Regions from separate parts of the Homo sapiens genome. Here region 2 is linked to region 1. Evidence: read pairs that join two places in POLR2A ChIA-PET (ENCODE). Cell type or tissue: PC-9. All regions are shown on one strand.

Region 1 (5,000 bases):
TGCTTTTAAAAAGTTCTGAGAGTTATGGGGTAATCACTCTAAATGTTTTGAAACTTAATAAATAGTGAAGAGAGTAATGTTGTCTAGCCAGCTAAGGCTATAATGGATGCTAATGCTCTAATATTAGAGGCATTGTTTTTTTAAAAAAAATGATTCTAAATGTGCCATTATCTATCTAAATTATGTAAAAATGTCCCTGATGTTCTTAAATTGAGGTACATACTTACATTTCAGGGAAAGTCATTTAAGTACCTCTGTCACTTAAAAAATGCTTGAGGCCTATCAGCTTTCCCATTTGTTAAAATTCTTTTCATAACTTTTTTGGTGACTCCTATTTGATAGATGGCAGCTAGCCAGGGAAGATTACTGAGCTAATTATAACTGGAGGGGTCTCCGAGGAATACAGAGATGAGAAGCATTCTGGGGCCTGGTTCTTCTCAAATCCTAAAACCAAATTTAGCCTGTTGCTGATTATTTAGATGATGAGGACACTTTTAGCACAGGGATAGTGGCATGGATTTGAGTGAGGACAAGAGCCATGAAAATAATGACTAGGGCATACCCCTCATTTTTTAAAGATCTGATTTAAGATTTATTATATTATTTGAAGAGAAGGGTTTAGTTAAATTCAGTCACAGTTATAAATGTAAAAAAAAATTCTAAAGAAATTTAAAATGAAGAGTTGAGCTGATGAAAAGTGCTGTTTTCCAACATGGACCTTGTAATCTCTGTGGTTAAATTGTCCGTGTTCTTGCTAACTCAGCCTTTCTTCTAATAAGATGGATGATTTTCATTTGTGAAAGTCTACTGAGGAAAAAAAATTGATAAGGGACATTAGAGAAATTAGAAATATTAACTGGTACTCTTTTTGGGAGTGCCATTTTAATATTCTGAATAAATTGAAAAATGACCTTAAAAGGAAATTCAGGTGTTATTTTAGTCCATAGGTATTTTCTTGTAATATGTTTCACAGAGACCCTTCCCTTTGTTGGTATGTATTATTTTTCCCTTCATAGATGAATTATAGCAAGTTTAATTAAAATAATGGGATACTTAGATTGTGTGAGGAACATCAGTTGGCCTAATAATGAAAGTGTTTCAAATAAAAGAAATATACTGTAGTTTCCTAGTTCCCACCAAGCTTTTTGCAGAAGTATAGGCTTTCATGCTCGTCCGTGTGAAGAGACCACCAAATAGGCTTTGTGTGAGCAACATGGCTATTTCACCTGGGTGCAGGTGGGCTGAGTCCGAAAAGAGAGTCAGTGAAGGGAGATAAGGGTGGGGCCATTTTATAGGATTTGGGTAGGTAAAGGAAAATTACAGTCAAAGGGGGTTTGTTCTCTGGCGGGCAGGAGTGGGGGTCACAAGGTGCTCAGTTGGGGTGGTTTTGAGCCAGGATGAGCCAGGAAAAGGACTTTCACAAGGTAATGTCATCAGTTAAGGCAAGGACCGGCCATTTACACTTCTTTTGTGGTGGAATGTCATCAGTTAAGGTGGGGCAGGGCATATTCACTTCTTTTGTGATTCTTCAGTTGCTTTAGGCCATCTGGGCGTATACGTGCAAGTCACAGGGGATGCAATGGCTTGGCTTGGGCTCAGAGGCCTGACATAGGCATTATGAGTTCTCAGAAAGTTAGCAATATTAATTACTGAAAAGTTAACATAAACAGATATTTGAAAGTCAACCTGGATTATCTGTGAAAATGAAGAAGAGTGTGTTAACTTTCTGTAATGCCATTCATCCTGATATCCAGCATTTATACTGTTGGAGAAAATTCCAGCAATATGAATAAATTAGTAGGGCAAGTTCTCTGGCTTGGGGTTTAATGGATGAGAAAATATGATTCAGTTACTACCTTTTTGGTTGGATAGAATCTCTTTAGAAGACAGAGTTTTTCTAAAGACTGTTGCCGTTTTGACATAGCCTACAATTTCTTTTCTAAATATCATATTTTGAACTTGGAGTAATAGTGTTTGAAATTGTGGCCATCTTGGTCTTGGTAATTGAATGGATTGTCCCAGGCACAATGACTATTAACTGAAACCATACTTCTTAGATATTTATTTATTTATTCATTGAGACGGAGTCTTGCTCTGTTGCCCAGGCTGGAATGCAGTGGTGCGATCTTGGCTCACCACAACCTCCGCCTCCCAGGTTCAAGTGATTCTCCTACCTCAGCCTCCTGAGTAGCTGGAATTATAGGTGCACGCCACCATGCCCAGCTAATTTTTGTATTTTTAGTAGAGACAGGGTTTCACCATGTTGGCCAGGCTGGTCTTGAACTCCTGACCATGTGATCCGCCTGTCTTGGCCTCCCAAAGTGCTGGGATTACAGGTGTGAGCCACTGCGCCCAGCCAATTCTTAGATATTTAAAATTCCACTGCCAGGCACGTGTCCTTCTATTAATAACAAGTTCTTTGAAAGTTGGCTTTATGAAGCTATCAAAGAAAATTAAACTTTGTGTGTTTTTTGATTGGGTGACTTATGTGTGAGAAAAAAGATAATACTCTGTTTGAAAGCTGTTTCCCAGTTTTCTTGATTGGTGATGCAGGCATCTCCTTTAATTTGTTGCACAGTAATTGTCTAAGACTCAAATACTGCCTCTGCCAACAGTTCCGTTGTTTATTTTTCTCAGTCATTAACAAATGAAATCGATTGTGCCCCCAATCCATTTTACAATTAAGGATTGTTTTTGAGAAACATGGAGAAATTGGCTATGTTGTCTCGTTAATATACATAAACAATAAAATGTTTCATTTCCGTAAACATTTTTAGATATTTCTGTTAGTTTTTTCTGTGTAAATCAAGAGAATTGTTTCTTTGTGATTTCGCTTGTGTCCTAAAAAACAAACAAAAAGCCATTAATTGTCTTCATGGACCAGAAATTAGTTGTATTATGCTTAGTCTCCTTTTTACTTGCTAGTCAACATATTGTAAAAATACTATTTTAGGGGATCCTTTCTTTGACAGTAGCTCTTCTTGCTCCTTGGCCACAATGAAAATGTGATTGGAGTTTGTATTTTCTTCTATTTGCTGCTCTGGCAGAAGCTGATGTAATATTTCATTTGTGTTATATGCCTGCCTAGAATTTTAAAACTTCCAAAGAGCACAAGAAAACAGAACAACATAGTTATATCCACTGTTTTGGGTTCATTTGTGCTAATGGTAAAATGCTTTGCCTTGGTAATAAAATATTTATGGAATGCATAAAAGCATTCTTCGATTTTTTTCATTGCTTAGACAACACAGTGTATAAGGAAGAGTTGAAGAGCATGAGATGCAGTAAGAAAGTATTATTCTAATTGTAGTTTTAACCTCACATAGCAGACATAGTTGAGCTGCCGGTTTTCATTCAGATTTAGTGGCAAACACCTGGAGGTGGTAAACCATGTAAATACACTGTAACTGAGAAAGGAGAGACCTTGCTCCAGAAGAATGAGAAACAGGGCGCCAGGCAACAGGGTTTGAGTTCCAGCTTGGCATTGTGTCCTTAGGCAAGTCAGCATCTCTGGGCCCCTGTTTCTTTATCTCCAAAATAAGGAATTGGACTCACTGACCTTAAAGCCGTTCTAAGCATAAAAGTTTCTCTAAATGCACACATAGCAAGTTACACGGCAGGACTACCGGATCATTTTTTGGCTTTTCATCGTGATTTTATGTTATACCTCTTTCTCTTCTTCTCAACAAAGGAGTGTGAGGCCTTTTGTGATGACTTTCTTCTCATCCATTAAACATAAAACAAAGTGGTATTATTTAACAAATCTCTTCTGAATGTTCTGTTTTCCATAAGTAGTGTTTTCTTTTTCCTTTGAGATTTTAAGAGCTACTCTATTGTATAAGAGTAGGGTTAATTTTAATTGTTAATCAGAAGACTGGTTTATATATAAATTGTAGCAGTTTTTTTTTAAGTAAAGCAATGCATGATTAGCAAAAATCTTTTTTAGCGAGCTGCTCTGCATATTTGTTGCTGCAACAGTTCTTGAAAGCCTGATATCCTTTTATTTTTGTTATCAAAAAGCATTTATTAACCATTCATATGAATGTAAAGCTGAGTCATCTAAAAATATATCTCAGTGTAGTCATAGTTGACAGTCTAATAACTTTAGTATGAAAAGATCATATAAAATTATGTAAGATGCAACTTAATTGAATTTACTTTTCTTAATTTATCATTGAATGACATGGAATATTTTTTCTATATTTTTCCCTAAATTAAACTAAATGTAAACATATAAATTGCCCAATTTTGTTTAATCTCTAAAGTTAGTGAAAACATTACATTGGCATTTATATTGGTTAATAAAATTGAAAAGAAATTTAGTAGTCATTTGTCTAGACTACCTATCTGTGTGAAACTTCTTTGACCATATCCCTGATACTTGACTAATAAATCAGCCTCTGCTTGAGAAGCCTTAGGGACTGGGGCTTCAGATACTTATGACAGTCTATACTTATCTTAACTCTGCCTTTCTGTGACCAGACATCATGGCTCTTGTACAGTTTCACTTTGGGCTTACTAGGCACTACCTACACTAGACTAGACTTTGCCTTCTGTATACCCAGAGCATAGCTGGATCATAATAGGCTCTTACTCATTTAATAAATGTTACATGAGTATCTACTATATCTCAGGCTCTGTGTTTGGCAGTGGGAATACAGCTGTGAACATTACAGACATATACTTTCACAGAATTTACAGTCTGTTGGATAAGATAAACATTGAATAAATTTTTAAAATTATGATGTTATAAAGGAGAGGTACAAGGATCTAGCATATGAGCATGTAATAGGTAACTTAGTTTAGAAAGATTTCTAGGAGGATAATCTCAGGTAATATTTAAACTGAACTCTGACAAATGAATAGGAGCTATTCAAACTACTATTATATGAGAATTTAAGTCCTGATCTACAGTTTAGTTACATACCATTATTAGGCACCTGTACTGTGCAAGGTGCTAAGGTAGGTTTTGGGAAAACAAAGTTGCATGACATAATGTA
Region 2 (5,000 bases), 750 kb after region 1:
CATCAGAGTATTGGCAAGGTTAAATAGGGATTTGTAGGGATTTTTTTTCTTTCCAAGAATATATAAGCGTGAAATGAAGGTAGGCAGAAAAAGTCTAAAAATTTTAGAATATTAGATATTGCTTCAGCAAAAAGTCACATGACATTGCATCAGGAACAGGCAGTCAGCTGACAGTCGGCCTCATCCACTCTGGGAATGTGCCAGTGGAACTCCTGCACCTCTGTCATTGGCAGATTCCTGTGTTGCCAGGGGATTACACTGGCCATTGGAACGCTTGCCTGAGTGTAATGTAAGTATGGCCTGGAGTGACGGAGTGACAAGATGCCTATCCAGTCCATATCCCACCATTTCCCTAACTATTAAAAAAAAAAAAAAGTTTGGTCTTTTTCAGAGAAACTTTCTTTCAAAATAATCACAAGTTTTTAGTGTCCAGCAAACCTTTTGGGTGGAAAAAGATGACTCGGAAAATTCCTTAGCAGAATTTTTCATGTTTCAGTAATTGAAACATAAAGGGCTACTTCTATAGTACATTACAACTAAATTATAATGGCAAGTTTCACCAACCTAAGTTCACAGCCCACATGTTAACTGTGTTACCAAGAGAAAATTAATCAACTTCTCTGAGCCTGAATTATCCATAAAAATGGGAGTGATCCTACCTCATGAGGTTGATGTATTAAATAATGGATGTATTTAATAAGACATTTGTCACATGAGTAAACAGTCAGTGAGCGGTAGCCAGAGCATAGCATCAGGGAACTCCGTGAAAGCTCCTGGAGTCCCAGTAGGTTCAAGAAGCAGACACAGGAGAAAGGGTCACTAAATAATAATAGAGTCACTTGGCATTTTAAAATTAAGTGGGCCTTCGTTATGAAAGTGGCTTATTTTAATGACTCAGATATTTCATCTTATAACCACTTTTAGATAAGCCAGACTTTCCTTTTGTTGTTGTATTGGTCTTTGATGATTTCATAACAGGTACATTAATATTGGATCATCATAACTTAAAGTTAATGCTTCAGTACTGAAGACCAAAAGATGGTCAGCTTTGTGCCAGACCAGATTTAAACTATACAATAGCAGTGGCTGGCAGGAAGAGCTTTGAGCACCTTCTTGGGATCTCAGCTAAGGGGCAGCCTGTCGCTTACAAGCTTGTCTTGGTCATCAGCAGCTGCACATCTGTCTTAAAGTCAACCAGGAAGTTCCTGCAGAGTTAAGAGGGGAAGAAACTAAGTAGTAGGAGCCGCAAAAGGCCAAAGCCTACACTGGGGTTCAGCAAACAGCTTTGGGTCCTCTATGTCTTAAAACCAGCTCATTCATCCCGCAGCTTCATCCCACTGGATGCCCAAGTCCCGAGAGCCAGACATAATTCCCCAGGTTAATCCAAGCCAGACTGGGAAGCATGGGAGAAAACTTTCCTAAGTTGAGTCACATCAGTACTATTTTTATGAGTCGTCTTTTTTTTTTTTTTTAATAGAGAAGCTTGTTCTTCCCTCTTCATGATTGTGTTCTTTATGTAGAATTTGTCATCTTTTCATTCCTTCATGTTTATTGAATCAGTTAGGATTAGGCTTGGCTGTGAGTAACAAAAACCCAAAATACTGCATTTCATGTAGTAAGACTCATCCTTTTGTCACATTTTAACTTCTCTGAAATTGGAATGTGTCATACAATTGGATGGGTTGTCTTTAGTTGGCAGCAGTTTCTTTTTCTTAGCGACGTACTAAGTAATGCTACCTTACAACCAATGACAGAGTAGATGAAAATGGTAATGGTGGCTTAAACAGTGGAATTTTATTTCCCTCCTGTAAAATGCTGGAAGAAAACAGTCTGGGGCTGGTAAGGGGCTTCATATGATCACCTTCTGAAGTCCTTACTAGCTTGTTCCATCATTCTCAACACATGGTTTCTACCCTCTGGTCCAAGGTGGCCGTTAAGGTTATGGCCTTCCATGCCTATATTCCAGCCATCAGGGTAGAAAGAGTGAAGAAGGGATTCTCCTTCCCATTAAGGATACTTTCATTAGGGCATACACAGTATTTCCAGTTATAATCTATTGGCCAGAACTTCATTGCAGGTTCCTATCTAGCAGCAACAGAGGCTGGGAAATACCTCTATTCTGGGTGGCCATCTAAAAGATGGGGAACCTAGTTGTAAGGAAGAAGAGATCATATAGGGCAACCAGTAGTCTGAGCCACACCTATTTTTTATTTCTCAGCTCATAAACATACTTCCTTGAGATAAACTAATGCATAGAGAAATGAATTCCAAGATCATTTTCTCAGGCTGCAATGCCTCAGGCTAGATTTATTGCCTTCTTGATGCTTTTCCAAAAGGGAAAGGATCTATAGAGGGCAGTACAGGATTTCCTGGGACCATGGAGGAACAAGTGCTAAGACAAGTCCCGGGTGGAAGTAGGGGCAGCCTGATGAGATGAACACTGAATTGGAGTGGGAGTTGTGTGTTAAATACAGCCCTGTCACTAACCAGCTGTAAGATCTTCGATAAATCCCTTTTTTAAGCACCAGGTACTTCATAAAATGAGGGATTGGAGTCTATAGAATCAAAAACTAAGGTAGGAGAAAACCTTAAAGAATAGAATTTTAGGGCTGGAAGATCAGCTGGTCCAGTGCTTTCCAACTACTCCCAGGAGCCCCGCAGCAGTGCCAGGAGGCCTTGGCACCTACAGTCAGGGTGTGTCCAATAATAACACACTGGGCTTATATATTTAGGGAGGGGAAAGGTGATTGCAGAAGATTTCATGTAATAAAAACGTTCCATTGCTACCAAAAGTTGAAAACCAAAGATGACTCAATACTCATAGCTGAAGAAATGGAAGCCTAAATAAGAAAACTGACTGGCACATCATTACATATCTATAACCAGGGGCAGGACCTGAACCCAGTTTCCCTTACTCTTGGCTTTTTTGTTTATACCCTCCTGCATCCCCACCCCACCCCCAACCCCCGTCTGAATAGCTGGCTGGCCACCTTTTGCCTGAACATTTGCAGGGACACTGAGTGGGCTCAGGACTTCACCAGGAAGTCTCCTTGCCCACCTCCAATGCACACGTACACACACACACACACACACACACACACACACACACACGCTTGGCTGGCAGCACAGATTGCTAGGACCTTGAGCGGAAACCTGGTTTCTCATAACCGGTTGCTCATTGGTTCAAGTTACCTTCTCTCAAGCTGCAGGGATGAACCTAGACTCTTCCATGAATATCTGAAGATCACTACCATGCTCCTCCTCCTACCAAACCTCCCGTGATGACATGGTTTCCAGGCCTTTCTCACACACATTATTCTTTTCTGGACATTGTCCAGTTTGCCAAAGTTCCTCTTAAAATGTGCTCCCCTGACAGAGCCAGAGGCCATCTCTTCACTGGCATGGGGCTCAGGTTTATTTCAGACCCTACTTTTAATGTAGCCTAAAATTGCATTACCGTTTATGGCAACAATATTGCCTCTTTAGCTCAGTGTGTGAACAGCCTTTTACCCCTAACTGCCGTCAAACCAGATTTTTTTTCTCTCATCTCTCATCTCCTGGTGTCACTGAGTTTTTTGAGCCTAAAAGCACGGTTTTATATCGATCCTTTTTCAGGATTTTTTGTCAGCTTTAGACCATTGTTTCAGCCCGTTCATCCCATCAAATCTTCATTGTACCATCAACACACAGACTTGCCCTCCTTCCTCTGCTCTGTCATCCACAGATTGATAAACATCCTTCATAATCCAAATCACTCACACAAAATGTTGACCAGTAAAACATCCAGTGTGCCAGGAAGACCCTGGGTGCGGCTTCTCAACCCAGTGATGCCCACATTTCTTCATCTTGCCCACCAGTCATAAAAACAGGTGAAGCCTTGCCAAATCCAATCATGTTACACCTGTGGCATCTCATGGGCCATCCTGAGCATTTCTACAGATGCTCCCCAAAACCTCACGCAGCTTGAACATTTCTGTGATGCCCAGCATGGTGGCACACACCTGTAGTCCTGGTTACTCAGAAGGCCGAGGCAGGAGGATCACTGGAGCCCAGGAGTTCGAGACCAGCCTGAGCAACACAGTGAGACTCCTTTTTTTTTTTTTTTTTTGAGACGGAGTCTCACTCTGTTGCCCAGGCTGGAGTGCAGCGGCAAGATCTTGGTTCACTGCAACCTCCACCTCCTGGGTTCAAGCAATTCTCTTGCCTCAGCCTCCAGAGTAGCTGGGGTTACAGGTGCGTGCCACCACCCCCAGCTAATTTTTGTATTTTTAGTAGCGACAGGGTTTCACCATTGTGGTCAGGCTGGTCTTGAACTCCTGACTCATGATCCGCCTGCCTCGGCCTCCCTAAGTGCTGGGATTACAGGTGTGAGCTACCGTGCCTGGCTGAGATTCCATCTTTAAAAAAAAAAAAAAAAAATCTGACTAGTTCTCCAAAAGAAGCATAAGGATGATAAAACAAGTAGAAGATCAAATGACATCTACTCAGGATGGGAGATTAAGTGAGGATGATCCATATCATCACTGGCATATAGAAAGCCCTCAGTAAACAACTTTTTATCTTCATTCATCCAGATCAGTCTTCTGTCATTGATGATGCAGATAGGAGGCTGATAGGAGGAGGATATGGTTGTCTTCTTAAAGTTGCCCTTAAGGAATCTGCTTTGTTTCAATTATCTATCATTTCAGTTATCTTTTCAGCCTGGACCATCTGTGAGAATACTGCATATCACTTTACATAATGTTATTATTTTAAATTTACCTCTTTCAAAAACTGCTCCCTTCCTTCAGTTTTCAAAAACCAGGATTTAGGGAACAAAATACTGGTCACTGTTGTTGTCAACTGTGACTTCAAAGCCTTTCGCTTGCTCACTCCCAGCTCTCCTTTTGACCAGAGCTCATGCTCCTCTCCTGCCTCACCATCCCTCCCCTGAAGGTCAGGGACTAGGGAGGGTCACGAAGACCAAAAGGGTCAAGGAGGGAAAATAAGGAGATCTTTTG

What was found. ChIA-PET counts read pairs that join two places held together with the same protein. Peaks named below come from ENCODE experiments on the same cell type or tissue, not always from the same donor. Only the 100,000 strongest peaks of a DNase experiment are listed, where the experiment ranks them.
Region 2: POLR2A ChIA-PET joins it to region 1 with 12 read pairs; 1 of 35 experiments calls an interaction of 5 or more read pairs at or near these places.

The regions. Positions count from the first base shown.
Region 1 is chr2:63,846,304-63,851,303 of GRCh38, forward strand. The region is part of intron 1 of UGP2 (UDP-glucose pyrophosphorylase 2); the gene reads left to right. Among named protein-coding and RNA genes, the nearest start is that of UGP2, 6.9 kb to the left of the region's middle. RefSeq lists enhancers at 1,003-1,783, 2,564-3,343, 3,344-4,123. In PC-9, no CTCF peak of the experiment used is centred here; no DNase peak of the experiment used is centred here; H3K27ac peaks cover 730 bases.
Region 2 is chr2:64,593,257-64,598,256 of GRCh38, forward strand. All of the region lies in intron 3 of LOC105374773 (a long non-coding RNA gene), which reads right to left. Among named protein-coding and RNA genes, the nearest start is that of LINC02579, 12 kb to the right of the region's middle. In PC-9, a CTCF peak has its summit at 2,403; DNase peaks (open chromatin) are centred at 1,535 and 2,295; H3K27ac peaks cover 865 bases.